Regions from separate parts of the Homo sapiens genome. Here region 2 is linked to region 1. Evidence: chromatin loops called from intact Hi-C (ENCODE). Cell type or tissue: MCF 10A. All regions are shown on one strand.

Region 1 (8,000 bases):
TCAAAGCAGAGAATGGAAAGAAAGGCTGTGCTGGGTTATGGTATATTTATCTGGTTGGTACATGAAAATCTTCACTGAAGAGAATACTAAAAGGCCAAATTTTAAATGGCCAAAGCCAGGGAGCAAATTACTGCCAAACTTAGCAAAAGGGTTTTCAGCCAGTGTTGCCCTTAATGGGGTCTCAGACCACCTCCATCAGAATCACCGTCGGCACTTACTAGAAGTGCATGTTTCTGGACCTCAGCCTAGACCTAACCTGAAATCTCCAAAAATGAGGCCCCGGAACCTACGTTTTAAACAAGTTCTTTCCGGGCCTGGCATGGTGGCTCATGCCTGTAATCCCAGCACTTTGGGAGGCTGAGGCAGGAAGATTGCTTAAGCCCGGGAGTTCGAGACCAGCCCAGGCAACATGGTGAAACCCCATCTCTACAAAAAAAATCCAAAGATTAGCCATGTGTGGTGTGCACCTGTAGTGCTAGCTACTCAGGAGGCTGAGGTGGGAGATTCGTTTGAGCCCAGAAAGCGGCTGCACTCCAGCCTGGGTGACAGAAGGAGACTCTGTCTCAAAAACAAACAAGCAAACTGAGTTCCCTGTGACTCTGTCTCAAAAACAAACAAGCAAACTGAGTTCCCTGTGATTCTTTCACCAAGTGGAGAGCCATGGACGTAGTCTCTGAGCCCCCACCAGTTACTGAAAGAAGTATAGTCACCTTGTAGTCCAACAATTTTTATCTTTCTTAGTGACTAATTGTTGACAAATATTTTCCTTCAAAATTTGCATTCTTGAAATAATCAGGCATGTAAAAATCCTTCTAAAATATTCAATTTGAAATTTGTATTAATGAAATGCTTTCTACCATATTATATGACAGATTTGCAGATAGGAATCTGATACCAAATTCAGCTGAAAAAATCTTCTTCATAAAATGCTAAGACATTCAAACCATTTACTAATCTGTCAGGAAGGCATTTGAAATACAGACAACATGACGTGATTTGCTTCACAGTGAGCTGATAGTTGTTAAGCTGGGTGATGATTATATGAGGATTTGATGTATTATATTATATATGTATATTTGATATACTCCATAATTTCAAAGTTAAAAAAAAAAGCTGCCCACCCAAATGCTTTTAAAGACTCTCTCATTAAGATATGTAATGTACCTGGTATTTGTTATTACTCCCTTTGTTTTGCTAGTGAGTAGGTATTTTGCATTTGTAGTAGAGACAGAGTTTCACCATGTTAGCCAGGCTGGTCTCGAACTCCTGACCTCAAATGATCCGCCCACCTCGGCCTCCCAAAGTGCTGGGATTACAGGCGTGAAAATTAAGAAATTAAGCATATACTAACTGAACGTTTATTGTAATTGTAAAACTCAGTTAAGCCAAATGGCATTTAAAAGCCCCAGGGAATGTTGACAATTGATAAGATATTTGTTATTATTATTATTTTGAAACAGGGTCTTACTCCTTCTCCCAGGCCAGAGTGCAGTGGTGTCATCATGGTTCACTGTAGCCTCCATCTCTTGGGCTCAGGCAATCCTCCCTCCTCAGTCTCCTGAGTAGTTGGGACCACAGGTACGTGCCACTGCACCCAGCTAATTTATCTATTTATTTATTTTATGTATTCTTTATTTTCTGTTTATTGTTGGTACACCCTTGTAGAACACCGGCTAATTAAAAAAAGCTTTTTTTTTTTTTTTTTTTTTTTTTTTTTTGTAGAGATAGGGTCCCACTAGGTTGCCTAGGCTGGTCTCAAACTCCTGGGCTCACACAAGCCTCCTAGGTCAGCCTCCCAAAGTGCTAATCCCAAAGTGAGATTACAGGTGTGAGCCACTGCACCTGGCCAAGATTTTTTTTTTTTTTTGAGACAAGAGTCTCGCTCTATTGCCTAGGCTGGAGTGCAGTGGCTTGATCTCAGCTCACTGCAACCTCCACCTTTCGGGTTCAAGCGATTCTCCTGCCTCAGCCTCCCGAGTAGCTGTGATTACAGGCATGTGCCACTATGCCCAGCTAATTTTTGCATTTTTAGTAGAGACAGAGGTTCACCATGTTGGCCACGCTGGTCTCGAACTCCTGATCTCAAATGATCCGCCCTCCTTGGCCTCCCAAAGTGCTGGGATTACAGGCGTGAGCCACCACACCCTGCCCCAAGATTATTCTTATTCTTATCATTATTATTATTTTTTGAGACGGAGTCTTGCACTGTCACCCGGGCTGGAGTGCAGTAGTGTGATCTCAGCTCACTGCAACCTCTGCCTTCCGGGTTCAAGCAATTCTCCTGCCTTAGCCTCCCAAGTAGCTGGGATTATAGGTGTATACTAAGAAAGTCTTACAGTGTCCATCAACAGATGAGTGGATAAACAAAATGTGGTATGTACATAAAAAGGAATATTAATCAGTCTTAAAGAGGAAGGCAGTTTGGGAGGCCGAGGCGGGCGGATCACCTGAGGTCAGGTGTTCAAGACCAACCTGGCCAACATGGTGAAACCCTGTGTCTACTAAAAATACAAAAATTAGGTGGGCATGGTGGCAGGCACCTATAATCCCAGCTACTCGGGAGGCTGAGGCAGGAGAATCGCTTAAACCCGGGAGGCGGAGGTTGCAGTGAGCTGAGATCGTGCCACTGCACTCCAGCCTGGGCGACAGAGCCAGGATCCATCTCAAAAAAAATAAATAAATAAAAGAGGAGAGAAAGTCAGTTACATGCTATAACATGGATAAACCCTGAAGATATTATGCTAAGGAAAATAAGCCAGTCACAAAAGGACACCTATTGTATGATTCCACTTATTTGGGGGACATAAAGTAGCCAAATTCATAGAGTGCAGAATGATGGTCACCAGGGTGGACAGGGAAGGATGCAATTAGAAGTTATTGTTTAATGGGCCAAGAGCCTTAGCTTGGGAAGATAAAAAGTTCCGGAGATGGATGGTGGTGATGGTTGCACAACAATTTGAATGTATGTAACGCTGCTGAATTATATACTTAAAATGGTAACTTTTGTTATGTATATTTTACCACAATTAAAAAAAATATTGAGTGCCTGTTATGTACTAGTCAGTGTTGAAAAAGACAGTCAGGTGCCTGAGCTCATGGAGCTTCCATTCTGGTGAAGGAAATAGACAATAAGTGAGATAATTATGAAGGAAATAAAGGGGTGATTTCACGACATAGTAACTAGAGAAGGGGATATTTACTCTAGATAGTGGTGTTGGAGATGAGATTTAAGGGATAGGAATGAGCCTCTAAAGGCATTGCAGTTAAAGGATGCAGCAAGGATAAAAGTCCCGAGGAAGGGAAAGACTGTCTGAGGAAGAGAAAAGAGGCCAGGAGGTTGAAGAAGCAGACACACGGCCTGGAATCTTTTGTTGTGCAAAGAAGAGAAGATGGTGGGGTAGATCAAGGGGTTGACAAACTTTTTCTGTAAAGGACCAGATGATAAGTAATTTAGGTTTTTCAGGCCAAGAGAAAAAAAAAGAAGGAAAAATGAAATTTCCATAATGACATTGGTAGGAAAAAAGTCTGACATAGTGTCTATAATTTTGAGAGAGGAGTGGCCAGTAGTGACAATTTTTTGTTCCACTTAGGAAATGATCAGAGGCTCACCTGAACTATTATCCATCCAAAAGTGGGATTCAAAGAAGGAAGAGGGCCTAGAAATGAGAAAGAAGCGAAAAATATGTTTGTTGAAAGGTCAACATGGGTGTTTGGAAGAGGTAATGCTAATGAGGTATTCGTAAAATTGGAGGTAGGCAACTTTGCTTTTGATACCCGTTATCACCATTCCATTGCCCCAGTAAATGTAAATTCCTTAAGTGTTTGGCACATACGATACGACGTCCAATAGATACTTGTTGAATAAGGTAACTTTTTCCTTCTTTTTGATTATTCCCTGAGAAATAAGTGTCCTGGTGCTGCCCCCTGGTGGCTAAAGGATCCCTTCATTGGGAGCCCAAACCCTCCTTGGCAATGCCGTGGGCTGGGAACCATGGCTCTGTTTGACTGTATAGTTCCCCTTCCTCACAAAGGATATTAAGGATGTTAAAGGGTATCAGTGGTATAGATAAGAGAAATACGTTTTTCTTTCTTTTAAATTCTATATTTGATTTTTAAAAACTTTATCCAAGTGGGCGTGAAAGTCTTAATAAAAATGCCTACGAATAAAAGGGTTACATGGACATGTGCAAGAGTAGTTCCTCCTATTTAAAACAAACAATTCCCTTTTAGCCAAACTTCCTTTTTACAAAACCGCTATATTTAGCTTTCCTTTCTTGAGATGAATCTTTCCTTTCCATAAAATTTTGAAACAAAATAAGTAACTGGCTTAAGCCAAAATTGGGATTTAATTTTTTATTTTATTTTATTTATCTATTTAGGGACGGAGTTTGGCTCTTGTTTCTCAGGCTGGAGTGCAGTGGCGCGATCTCGGCTCACTGCAACCTCCGCCTGCTGGGTTCAGGCAATTCTCCTGCCTCAGCCTCCCGAGTAGCTGGGATTACAGGCATGCGCCACTATGCCCGGCTAATTTTGTATTTTTAGCACAGACAGGGTTTCACCATGTTAGTCAGGCTAGTCTCCCACCTACAAAATTATTGTTTCTTGATCTTTTTTGTAGGCCTGTTTAGGCGTAAAATATTACTTTTGAAATTAACAATAAAGAGTAAAATTTGCCTCTTTAAGTGGATACCTGTGCTTATTTTTGGTAGCACAAATACTGGATCCTGGGATGAATTTGGACTAAGCACCTGCAGATTTCCTTTTCAATTGAAATGAGAATTTCTGTCTGTGTTCTTCATGCTTGTTATACTGGAAAAAGTTTGCTTACGTAAGTAAGAAATTGAACATTGTAACAAAATTTTCATTTTAGGCATACGAATAGCAGGATACTCTTCTTTCACAGAAATCCAGAACTCGCCTAGGGAGAGATCAGTGAATCTCATCTTGAATGTACTATCAGACTGCAGTTTACAAAGTTCTTTCTCTCCTCTCAAAGTCAAGTTCTCAAGCTGAGTAGGTTTAAAGGAAAAGTCCCTCCGCTGGTCATTGGTGTTGAAATGGAGAGAAAACGCCCTTTCATTTTGTCCTGAAGTTCTTCCAGAAGGTTTTCAATAAGATGTGAGACTTACTGATGTCTTTCCTTGCTCATAGGGCCAAACGACATTGGAAGCATTTTAAGATTTTTTCAGCATGATTTTTTCAAAAATTCAGTTTCCTTTTAAATCCAAGAATCTCATTACTTGGAGTCAACACGTTTTCTCCTGGGGCCTGCAAGATACTTGTTCAACTAGTTTATGTGATAAAGTATTTGCTAAGTAGGCTAGTTTCTGCTGACATTCTTTATCTTCAAAGCACTAAGAAAAATCTGGCTTTCCATTTTCTTGAAAGTCCTCCTGCAAGTCACCTTTCAGCTCGAACTCTTCCTTTGTTAAGCCACCTGGTTTCTCTGTACTGGGAGATTCATGTACCTTTGTCCAGGTTTTCTTAGTTTTTAAAGCGTACTCAAGTGAACTGGGCTTTTTAAAATGTAGTTTCTCATGTTTGAGAATCACTCAGAACTTTGGTCACTTCACCTCCAAGAGTTTTTTACTTCAATACCTTTCTATAAAGAAAGTAGTGTGTTGTGACTTTGTCAGAATTTTCTTTCTTTACAAGAGGTGAAAATTCTTTTTTTTTTTTTTTTTTTTTTTGAGATGGAGTCTTGCTCTGTCACCCAGGCTGGAGTGCAGTGGTGTAATCTCATCTCACTGCACCTTCTGCCTCCCAGGTTCAAGTGATTCTCCTTCCTTAGCCTCCAGAGTAGCTGAGATTACAGGCGCCCGTCACCACGCCCAGCTAATTTTTGTATTTTTAGTAAAGACAGGTTTTCACCATGTTGGTCAGGCTGGTTTCAAACTCCTGACTTAGGTGATCTGCCCGCCTTGGCCTCCCAAAGTGCTAGGATTATAGACGTGAGCCACCACACCCAGCCAAGAGGTGAAAATTCTTATGGAACCATCCATGCGTGGGACCCTATGGTCCAGATTGTGAGCATGGTTCCTCCAAGACAGAGCTTTTGTTTCCAGGTAGGAAGACAGAACCTTAAATGTGTCTTGGCCTTGAGGTGAATTTTTACAGCAGGAAGGTTTCTTGAGATTCATCATTACTTACAGATCTTCCCAGTGCTACCCAGTGATATTTATTGGTAACGTCTGTTGACTCATCAACCTGAATAAGGAAGCTATTGTTTTCCAGTTCATTACGCAAAATTCTTCAGCATCACAGGAAAGGAATATAAACTTTTTCCTCTGCTCCTTTAGGTTCATTGTCTGGGGCACTGAAGATTAGACTGATGAAAGACAGATTAACAGGAGAAAAGACATACAAATTTTATTTGATCTTAATCTTTATATATAAGGGCCTTCCTGGAAAAGAAGTGAAGAGCCAAATAAGCAGATAGATCTGAGAGCTTATATACCATCTTCAACAAAGAGCAATAAATTGTGGAAAAGTGACAAGACAAAGGACTTTTTTTTAAGAGAGATGGGGTCTTGCTATGTTGCCCAGGTTGGCCTGGAACTCCTGGCTTCAAGCAATCCTCCCACCTCAGTCCTGAGTAGTTGTGACTACAGGTATAGCCACCACACCAGCAGGAAAAGGGTTTTAAGCTTCTAGGGGCTGCCCTCTGTGGGATCATAGACATATGGGGAAAGTAATGGAAGATAAGGGTTAATTTAGTAAGGTTGGTTTGTGCAGGTCCATCTTGGTGCCAACTTTCTGTTTTCTTCATGGTCATAAAATGTCCCTGGGAGAGGAGATTTATGGCAGTTCTCATTTCTCAGGCATTTCTGCTTTTAGTCAGATAGGGAAAGCCCCAGGAAGGTTCTCTTTGCATCTGCTAATTCTCAAATGCCTTCAGCTCAAAATAATTCATATGCCACAGTGGCATATTTTGGGGTAGCATATTCCAATCCTCTTCCACATCATGTGACATGTCATCACTATGTTGAGCTATACTGTTGAAAGTGGAACCTTGTCAACTTCTTATACTGCATCTTATCTTGTCGTTTTACTCACTGTAATTTTACATGCTGGCCTAATGAGATTCTCACCAATGGTGTGACTTTTCCTTTTTTGAGCAATTAGTCCAGCTAGTAAATAAGTTGCTGTAAGCCTTTCCACTGAATGTGATTATCTTTTCTTTTCATTCTTTCTTTCTTTCTTTTTTTTTCTTGCGAGAGCTTTCCCTGTTTGGAATTTCCAATAGTCATTTAAAAAACATCAGCACTTTTACTATTAAATGGCTGTGATTTGTAGGTAGGTTCTTTTCCAATTTTTTGGAGCCACTGCTGTATTTGTAAGATGACACTCAACATATAACAGACTAGGCCAACTTGAATTACCAGACCACCTAAAACTCATCAACAAGTAACTTTGATTGTTACTTTTTGGTGCATCCTTAATCATATTAATGCTGAATCATGAAATGACTCAGAAGGTTGTAATTAGCTTTAATCAGAATTATTCACAGGTATAAGCCTATGAATACTGCTCTTCCATTTAGTATATTTTCCTTAAAAACTGCTACATTTAACCATCAGACTTTAAAAAACACCAACAAACATGAACAGAGGGCATAATAAATATTAGACGAGAATTGCAAGCAAAAGTTAATAAGTAATAATACAGTTCACTTCTACCCTGCACAATCCATGTGTTGCAATGTTTACAGCAGCAAAACAACAGGAATGGGCAGCTGAGTCACAGTGCATTAAAATTCTTCTTTTAGAATGAAACTTTCACTCCAGTTTTCCAACGGCGAGAGCTTATTTACTGCTGTCAGTCATGGCATCCGAGAGGAGATTGGGGGACTGAGGTGATTCGGTATGCAGAGGGTGATGTCTCAGCCCACTGTGGCACATGCATTCTGGAACTCCTCTGTCCCATAGAGACTTCAAACATTTATTGTCCACCCCCCACACTGGAACATAAGGTTTGGTGATGTGCAAAAGCAGGTCATC
Region 2 (8,000 bases), 180 kb before region 1:
CCTAAACCATGTGATCAATCTTAGTGTCACCAGTGATGATTCTGGAAGATCTTCTGTGCCTCCTTATATGATGCTATGGGAAGATGCCACATCACCTCTGTAGTTTTCTTACCAAAAATGTTTAATTTGAATCAGTTCAGATCTGGGGACATTATACAAGAAAACTAGCCTGTATTCTTTTTGGCTTAAAAGGCAGGGGAAGCCAGTCACAGTGGCTCATGCCTATCTATAATCCCAGCACTTTGGGAGGCTGAGGCAGGAAGATCACTTGAGCTCAGGAGTTCGAGACCAGCCTGGGCAACATAGGAAGACCTTGTCTCTACAGAAAGTTTTTTAAAGTCTGGCATGGGGCACACGCCTGTAGCTCCAGCTACTTGAGTGGCTGAGGTGGGAGGATTTCTTTCTTTTTTTTTTTTTTTGAGATGGAGTCTTGCTCTGTTGCCAGGCTGTAGTGCAGTGGCACTATCTCGGCTCACTGCAACCTCTGCCTACCAGATTCAAGCGATTCTCCTGCCTCAGCCTCCTGAGCAGCTGGGACTACAGGCGCATGCCACCATGCCCAGCTAATTTTTGTATTTTTAGCAGAGATGGGGTTTCACCATGTTGGCCAGGATGGTCTCGATCTCTTGACCTCATGATCTACCCGCCTTGGCCTCCCAAAGTGCTGAGAGTACAGACATGAGCCACTGTGTCCAGCTGATTTCTTTTTTTATTTTATTTTTTTTTACTTTTGCCACAGACTCTTGCTCTGTCGCCCAGGCTGGAGTGCAATGGCACGATCTCAGCTCGCTGTGACCGCCCCGTGATCAGCTGGACCCCAGCCTGGGCAATGGAGTGAGACCCTGTCTCAAAAAAAAAAAAAAAAAGCCAGGGGAGAGGGCTGGGGACTGTTGTAAATTAAAGCAGAATAAAGAGGCATAACAACTCGTGCAGTCCATGATCCCTCAATGGATTATGGATTTGTGGGTTGAGGTGATGTCTATTAAAGGACACTTTAGATATGATTGGGTAGTTTTTAATATGGTTTATGTATTAGATAGCATTTTTGTACCAATGTTGAATTTCTTGGGTGTAATAATGATCTTGTGGTTATGAAGAAGATTGTCCTTTTCTTAAGATACTTTACTCACATATTGAGGAAATTTCATTACTGTTAGATGTTTAAGCAAAAACCAAAGGGGAAAAAAATCACATTGGGAGAGTAGGGGTTGATTCTATGGTGGAGAGGGGGAAAGATAAAGTAAATGAGGCAGAAAGTATTTGGTGAATAAGATGAATGTCAGAGTGTTCATTATACTATTTCAGTTTTTCTTTAAGATTAAAAATGTTTAAATAAAAAGTTAGCAGAGCGGAAGAAACAAGGGCGTCTTTATTCAGAAATTGTTAGCAGCTGAAGACATTCCTGTCCCTTATCCTTTGCCTTTTCCTTTTTTCTCTCAGTTTTAAATTTCATTTTCTTGACTCTTGGGGTTGTGCCTCCTAGGATTTAGCAGTTGGATAACTTAAAACAAAGATGAGGTGTGTCGAGTTTGTGAATTATTTTTGTCCATTCTCTTTCTGTATCCCACGGATAAGTTGATGTCTTATTTTCATCCTCGGAAAACACTAAAAAATACCTAAGATGTAGGCGTGGTACTAGAAAAGCTGGTAGGCTGGTTAGGGACAGGACATGGGCATAAACTGAACCTATGAAGCTATACTAGGACTAAATTAAAGTCAGACTGTCCTGAGACTCCCTTCACCCCTGCTCAGTCCTAGCCTGTGTCACTGGACTTTTCAAAATATTACATTTCTGATCTGAGCATGAGTATTGGAAAGAATTCACCCTTTTGAAGATTATAATTTAGTTTTCTGTCTTTTTATCACCTTTTACAAGCCTAAGATTTCCCCTTCTCTTCAGATAGGTGAAAATGGTGATCCCAAAGCCTTCTTAATAGAGATTTCCTGGACAGAAACATATCCCCAAACACCTCCAATTCTATCTATGAACGCTTTTTTTAACAACACCATGTGAGTAGTGTCTTGTTTTTACTGCTTTTCATTTCACTCTCTGTTATACTTTTCTCTCAGCAAGGTATTTTTGTTGTGCATTGTAGATCATCAGCTGTAAAGCAGAGTATATTAGCCAAGCTACAGGAAGCAGTAGAAGCTAATCTTGGAACCGCTATGACCTATACATTGTTTGAATATGCCAAAGACAATAAAGAGCAGTTCATGGAGAATCACAATCCCATCAATTCCGCAGTGAGTATGTGATTATTTTTTTGCCGGATTCTTTTGTTGTTTTGGTTTTGCTGTTAGCAATAAATTTGTACTACTTAATATATATTCAAAATCGGAAGAAGACTTGTTAAAGTGAGAGTTACACCTGAGTTAAATGAGAACAATGGATTTCAGATTTCTTCTATTTAACCTAGAAAATGATATTATATTCTCTAGATTTTTATCCTTTATCAAAGACTAGAATATATATAACATGCCCACCAAAACTGAGATATCATAGAACCTAGTATTTTTAATATTTGTTTAATCTCTCCATAAAGCTTAAACAGCTAAGGGATCTCTTATGCAGTGCTAAAATAAGTATGAAATTGCTTTCTGCATGAGGCTTGTTTCATTGTAAACAGTCTTGCCACAGTTCAATGTGTAGATGTTGCAGCATGTGGAAACTTTATTGAATAGAAAAAATTGTTTTATTATTATTTCTAGAATAGTTTTAGGAAATATTTCTTTCATGACGTTAAGCATCTGTGTATGAGGCCCCTTTGCACCACGTCATGCACTAAAAGACTTTGAGGGGTTCGGTATAATTTAGTGTTGTCTTGTGAACCAAGGGCTAAGCTGTTGGCAGCAAGGCCTGTCTTCTGTGCAAGTGGTTTTGGCTTTCACATTCCCAACAGGACACAGAACCCCAAGAGGCAACTGGAGGAGCAGTGGAGGGTGGTAGCTAAGATCATGGACTCTGGGCCAGACTGCCTGGGTTCACATCACTGCACCACTCACCAACTCTGTGACTTTCGGCAGGTTTCTTAATCTTTCTGTGCCCAGTTCCTCATCTGTCAAATGGGGGTTATATAGTATCTACCTTCTAAGATTGTGCTGAGGATCAAATGTGTGGTATATGGAAAACATTTGCAGCCATGCTTAGACCTAGTAAGCATTTTACATTTTAGCTATCATATACCCTGACTGCATTAACCCATGTGTCTTAAAATTTTTCTTCCGGGAACCAGGATGTTCTAGGTAGGCACACGTGATTTTTCTAAAGACGTGTTTAAATTGTCAAGTGTTCACATTGAGAAAAGCTCTGTAAAGAAAAAAAAAGGTTTTAATTAAATTTCCAAATAATAGCAAGTTAACTGAATTGTAAACCTACCTTGGAACCTCAGATCTTCAACATAAGGCTGATAATCAGATCTTCCTTCCCAGGATTTTGGTTATAACAATTGAACTAATATTACGTCCTTTGATCTGAACTTTTAAAAGAGTAAAACCAATAATGTGTTAAGGGCACTTGATTTTAAAAATGAATCATAATAATATAGGATTCTTTTATTTCATAAGTGTAAAAATTATCAACCCACTTCAGGATATAGCTGTATTTAGTGTAACACAAGTTGTAAGGTATGAGGCTGAGAATTATTTCTTTTTTTTTTTAGACATCGATAAGCAATATCATCTCAATTGAAACTCCTAATACAGCCCCATCAAGTAAGAAAAAAGACAAAAAAGAACAACTTTCAAAAGCCCAGAAGCGTAAGCTGGCAGACAAAACAGGTTTGTGTGTGTTTCTTTTCTTTTCTTTTCTTTTTTTTGACAGAGTCTCACTCTTGTTGCCCAGGCTGGAGTGCAGTGGCATGATCTCAGCTCACTGCAGCCTCCACCTCCCAGGCTCATGCGATTCTCCTGCCTCAGCCTCCCGAGTAGTTGGGATTATAGGCGCATGCCACCACACCTGGCTAATTTTTGTATTTTTAGTAGAGACGGGGTTTCACCATGTTGGCCAGGCTGGTCTCGAACTCCTGACCTCAGGTGATCCACCTGCCTCTGCCTCCCAAAGTGCTGGGATTACAGGCGTGAGCCACCACGCCCAGCCGTTTTTTTTTCTTTTATAACCCAGATAAATGGATTGCTTCTTAGTGTGATATGGTGGATATATTTAGATTAATTCTTACTCTTTCTTCTTGGAACATTTGGGCCAGTGAACTTTTGGGTCACTGACCTTTTGGGTCACATATGTATACTGAAAATATTTCGAGAGGCTGAGGCAGGAGAATTGCTTGAACCCAGGAGGCAGCCGTTGCAGCAAGCCGAGACTGTGCCACTGCACTTCAGCCTGGGCAACAACAGCAAAACTCTGTCTCAAAAAAAGAAAAAAAAAAGAAAATATTTACTACTACTTCATCACAAGAGGTCACCATTTGAAAAAAAAAGGTAACCGAGTGGCAAAGTAACTATAAATGAGTCTAGAGATTGAGGAGCATTTAAATAGTCTACAAAAACATGTTCTACCTGGAGCTCTAACATGTTTGGGATTTGTTTACCTCTTTAGTAGCTGTGTGTTATTAAAAATTTTTTGAAATACAGTTTTCATTTGAAATGGATACCAGTATACCATTAGGTCTTAGTGTGATAAGTAATTTAACATTTTTGCCTGTAGTTAATTATACAACAATAATATTTAAGAATAGAATTCTCATATGTTCTAAACAAGAGTTCTTTAGAAGAAGATAATAAACTCTAGCTCATATCAACAATAATATTTGATTGCTTTTCTTTATTTAACCTGAAAACTTGCAAATTGATAACAGTCTGTAAACTTTTTCACAGTTAGGGAAAATGAGGACGTCATTTGTGTACTTGCACATTTACACTTATGTATGTATCTATGCGTGTGCTACTATGTCAGGTTAAAAAGTTTCTCTTTATTGAGAAGAACCGACCCTTTTATTTTGGTGAGGGCCTTTTTTTTTTTTTTTCTTTTTTCTTTTGAGACGGAGTCTCGCTCTGTTGCCCAGGCTGGAGTGCAGTGGCGCGATCACTGCAACCTCCGCCTCCTGGGTTCAGGCAATTCTCCTGCCTCAGCCTCCCGAGTAGCTGAGACTACTGGCGCATGTCACTATGCCTGGCTAATTTTTGTTATTTTTTGTAGAGACAGGGTTTCACCATATTGGGCAGGCTGGTCTCGATCTCTTGACCTCGTGATCTGCCAGCCTCGGCCTCCCAAAGTGCTGGGATTACGGGCTTGAGCCACCGCATCCGGCCTGGTGAGGGCCTTTTAAATGTCCTTTCTTCTGTAATGGAATGGCAGTTTTTTTGTGGTTTATGTTTTGTTTAATGTCTGTCTGTGGCAAATAGCAACTCTGTGTTTGTTTCCAAAATACATTTTTGAAATGGTAATGGTTTGTGAAATAAAAAAATCTAAGAATTCATTCTACCTAATGTCAGAGCAGCATTAAACTCTAAAAACAACTGAAGCAGTAAGTTGTTAGCCATTACAGTTTGTTGTCTAGAATTTGGTTTATCTCTCTTTGAATATTGTAGCATCTATGTCAGTTAGGTAATATTGCTTTCATACATAATGACCTGTGATCACTCTATTTCATTAATAGCTCCCTACCTTCATCTCTTTGATGATGCCCACCTAAAGCCATTACCTTCCCATAATGACAGTATACGAGTTTGTGACTTGGAGCTTTCATTCTAAATAAAATTTTAATGGGACAGCCACGGCACTGTGGCTAAGTTTTAGTTAACCAAAATTGGTGATGTGCCCCCTATAACCAGTAACCAGGGGGATACGATTCTTCTTGGCATGAAAGAGAAAAGAACCGATAGCATCTAAAATTGAGCTCCAGTAATATTGCTTCTCTCCTGTAAGTATCATGGGTTAATTTCTTTTTCCCTAGCTGGAAAATTCATATAATGTACTTGTTTTGAGTTTAAATTTTTAAGGTTTCATAAAGTGGAGACATGCATGGCATACATCAAGCATAAAGGAAATCAAGCCATTTTAAATTGAAGAATTTTTAGATAATATTTGTTAAGCTATTCTTTAAATTTGAATATTCTGTTAAAATAATAAAAGCACTTTGCAGACTATGAATTATAAGCTAGTTTCCAAGCAATCCCAACAGATTAAAGCCCTTTTTAAAGAATGTTAGATTAAATAATGAATATGTTATCAGATCACAGCAACTAATACATAAGTTAGCCAGCCCTTCTTTTAGTCTTGAAGCCAGGCCAGACATATATTTGTGAGTCCTCCTGTCTTGAGCCTAGCTTCTGGGTGCGAAATGCTAATTTATTAAACAGAACAATACAACTTATTACTTAAATAAGCAATGACCTCTTATATAAAGCAGTAGCTTCATGCAAATGCATGAAACTAATAAATGGATTAACTGCTTTTCCTGGCATTACCAACCCATCTCTATATTTTTTCCTCATTATCAGGTTTTGTCTTGGATAGCAATATCATAAATGTAAAAAAGGAGTATACCTAAAATATTTTGCAAGTATTCCTAGGAGAACAGTATCGATTCATAATGATAAACTCTTTTTCCAACTTAGTAATATGTCATTTAAATTTTTAACCTATTTGTTGTGTACAGTAGTATATAAAATCTTAATTATTATAAAACTAGCTGGTTGGTCTTAGAAATAAAGTTACTATTTTTTATCTTCTAGATCACAAAGGAGAACTTCCTCGAGGCTGGAACTGGGTTGATGTTGTGAAGGTATATAACATTTATATTCTAGTCTTTAAACTTGTTACAATTATTACCAGCAAATAATGAAATTCTTATTTTTTGTTTTCCCCTTCACAACCTTTGGAATTCACTGGGATGTCTGTTTCCTTTTTTACATTCAGCATGTAAGTATTTTTGAAATACCTTTTACATTCTTCTTTTCCCTGCACTCTCAATTTTAGATCTTTTTTTTTTTTAAGTAATGGAAAATTTGCAGAAGTTAAAACTACAATATAGTATGACTATGTAAGCACATCTTAAGAATGCAGATACTTAGGGGACAGTGGCTCACACCTGTAATCCCAGCACTTTTGGAGGTCAAGGTGGTTGGATCACCTGAGGTCAGGAGTTCGAGACTAGCTTGGCCAACATGGTGAAACCCTGTCTATACTAAAAATACAAAAATGAGCTGGGCATGGTGGCGCACGCCTGTAGTCCCAACTACTCAGGAGGCTGAGGCACGAGAATTCGCTTGAACCCAGGAGGCGGAGGTTGCAGTAAGCTGAGATCGTGCCACTGCACTCCAGCCTGGGCGACAGAGTGAGACTCCATCTCAAAAAAACAGAAAAAGAAAAGAAAAGATAACGCAGATTCTTAAATATGACTCCAAGTTATCAACAATATATGGAAACTGAAGAAAACCAGATGTGGAAAAGAATGTTTTACTTTCTTAGTAGAAATTACTTTTAAGTTTTTGGTTTTTGTTTTTTGTTTTTGAGACAGGATCTTGCCCTGTCACCCAGGCTAGCTGGTGGCATAATCACAGCCCACTGCAGCCTTGGACCTCCCAGGCTTAAGTGATCCTCAGCCTCCTGACTAGCTGGGATCAAAGGCATGTGCCACCATGCCTGGCTAATTTTTTTTTTTTTTTTTTTTGCAGAGACAGATATGTTGCCCAGGCTGTTCTCGACCTCCTGGGCTTAGGTGATCCTGCTACCTCGGCCTCACAACGTGCTGGGATTGCCGGCGGCAGCCACCACACCTGGCCTTGGCTTTTGTGGGTTTTTTTAAGGACAGACCTTAAACGTGGTTGTTCATCATACCAAGAACAATGCTCTGTTTCTGTTTAAAATTGTTTGCTTTCATTTTGAATTTTGCTGCCTACATGTCTCAGATTTTTCTTGTATTAGCTGTAGTTTCAAATACGTTACACTAATATTTAACATAGTAAATTAATTCTCTTTGTAGGACTTCACGAAATAAATTTTGCATTCCATTTAGTGCCACAACTCCTGTGAGAAGTGTTTA

The links. A loop is a pair of places that touch in the nucleus more often than their neighbours do. Peaks named below come from ENCODE experiments on the same cell type or tissue, not always from the same donor. Only the 100,000 strongest peaks of a DNase experiment are listed, where the experiment ranks them.
Region 2: a loop joins it to region 1, with 10 times the contacts of the local background. A loop is called at or near these places in 40 of 110 quality-filtered maps.

The regions. Positions count from the first base shown.
Region 1 is chr4:183,468,342-183,476,341 of GRCh38, reverse strand. It overlaps LOC124900823 (a long non-coding RNA gene), which reads right to left and starts at 3,843. Exons shown (of 2, transcript XR_007058411.1): 1 at 3,610-3,843. In MCF 10A, a CTCF peak has its summit at 3,909 (motif pointing left); a DNase peak (open chromatin) is centred at 3,921.
Region 2 is chr4:183,645,228-183,653,227 of GRCh38, reverse strand. RWDD4 (RWD domain containing 4) reads left to right here. Exons shown (of 8, transcript NM_152682.4): 3 at 1,901-2,010; 4 at 2,097-2,244; 5 at 3,660-3,777; 6 at 6,691-6,740; 7 at 6,875-6,877. Among named protein-coding and RNA genes, the nearest start is that of RWDD4, 10 kb to the left of the region's middle. In MCF 10A, no CTCF peak of the experiment used is centred here; no DNase peak of the experiment used is centred here.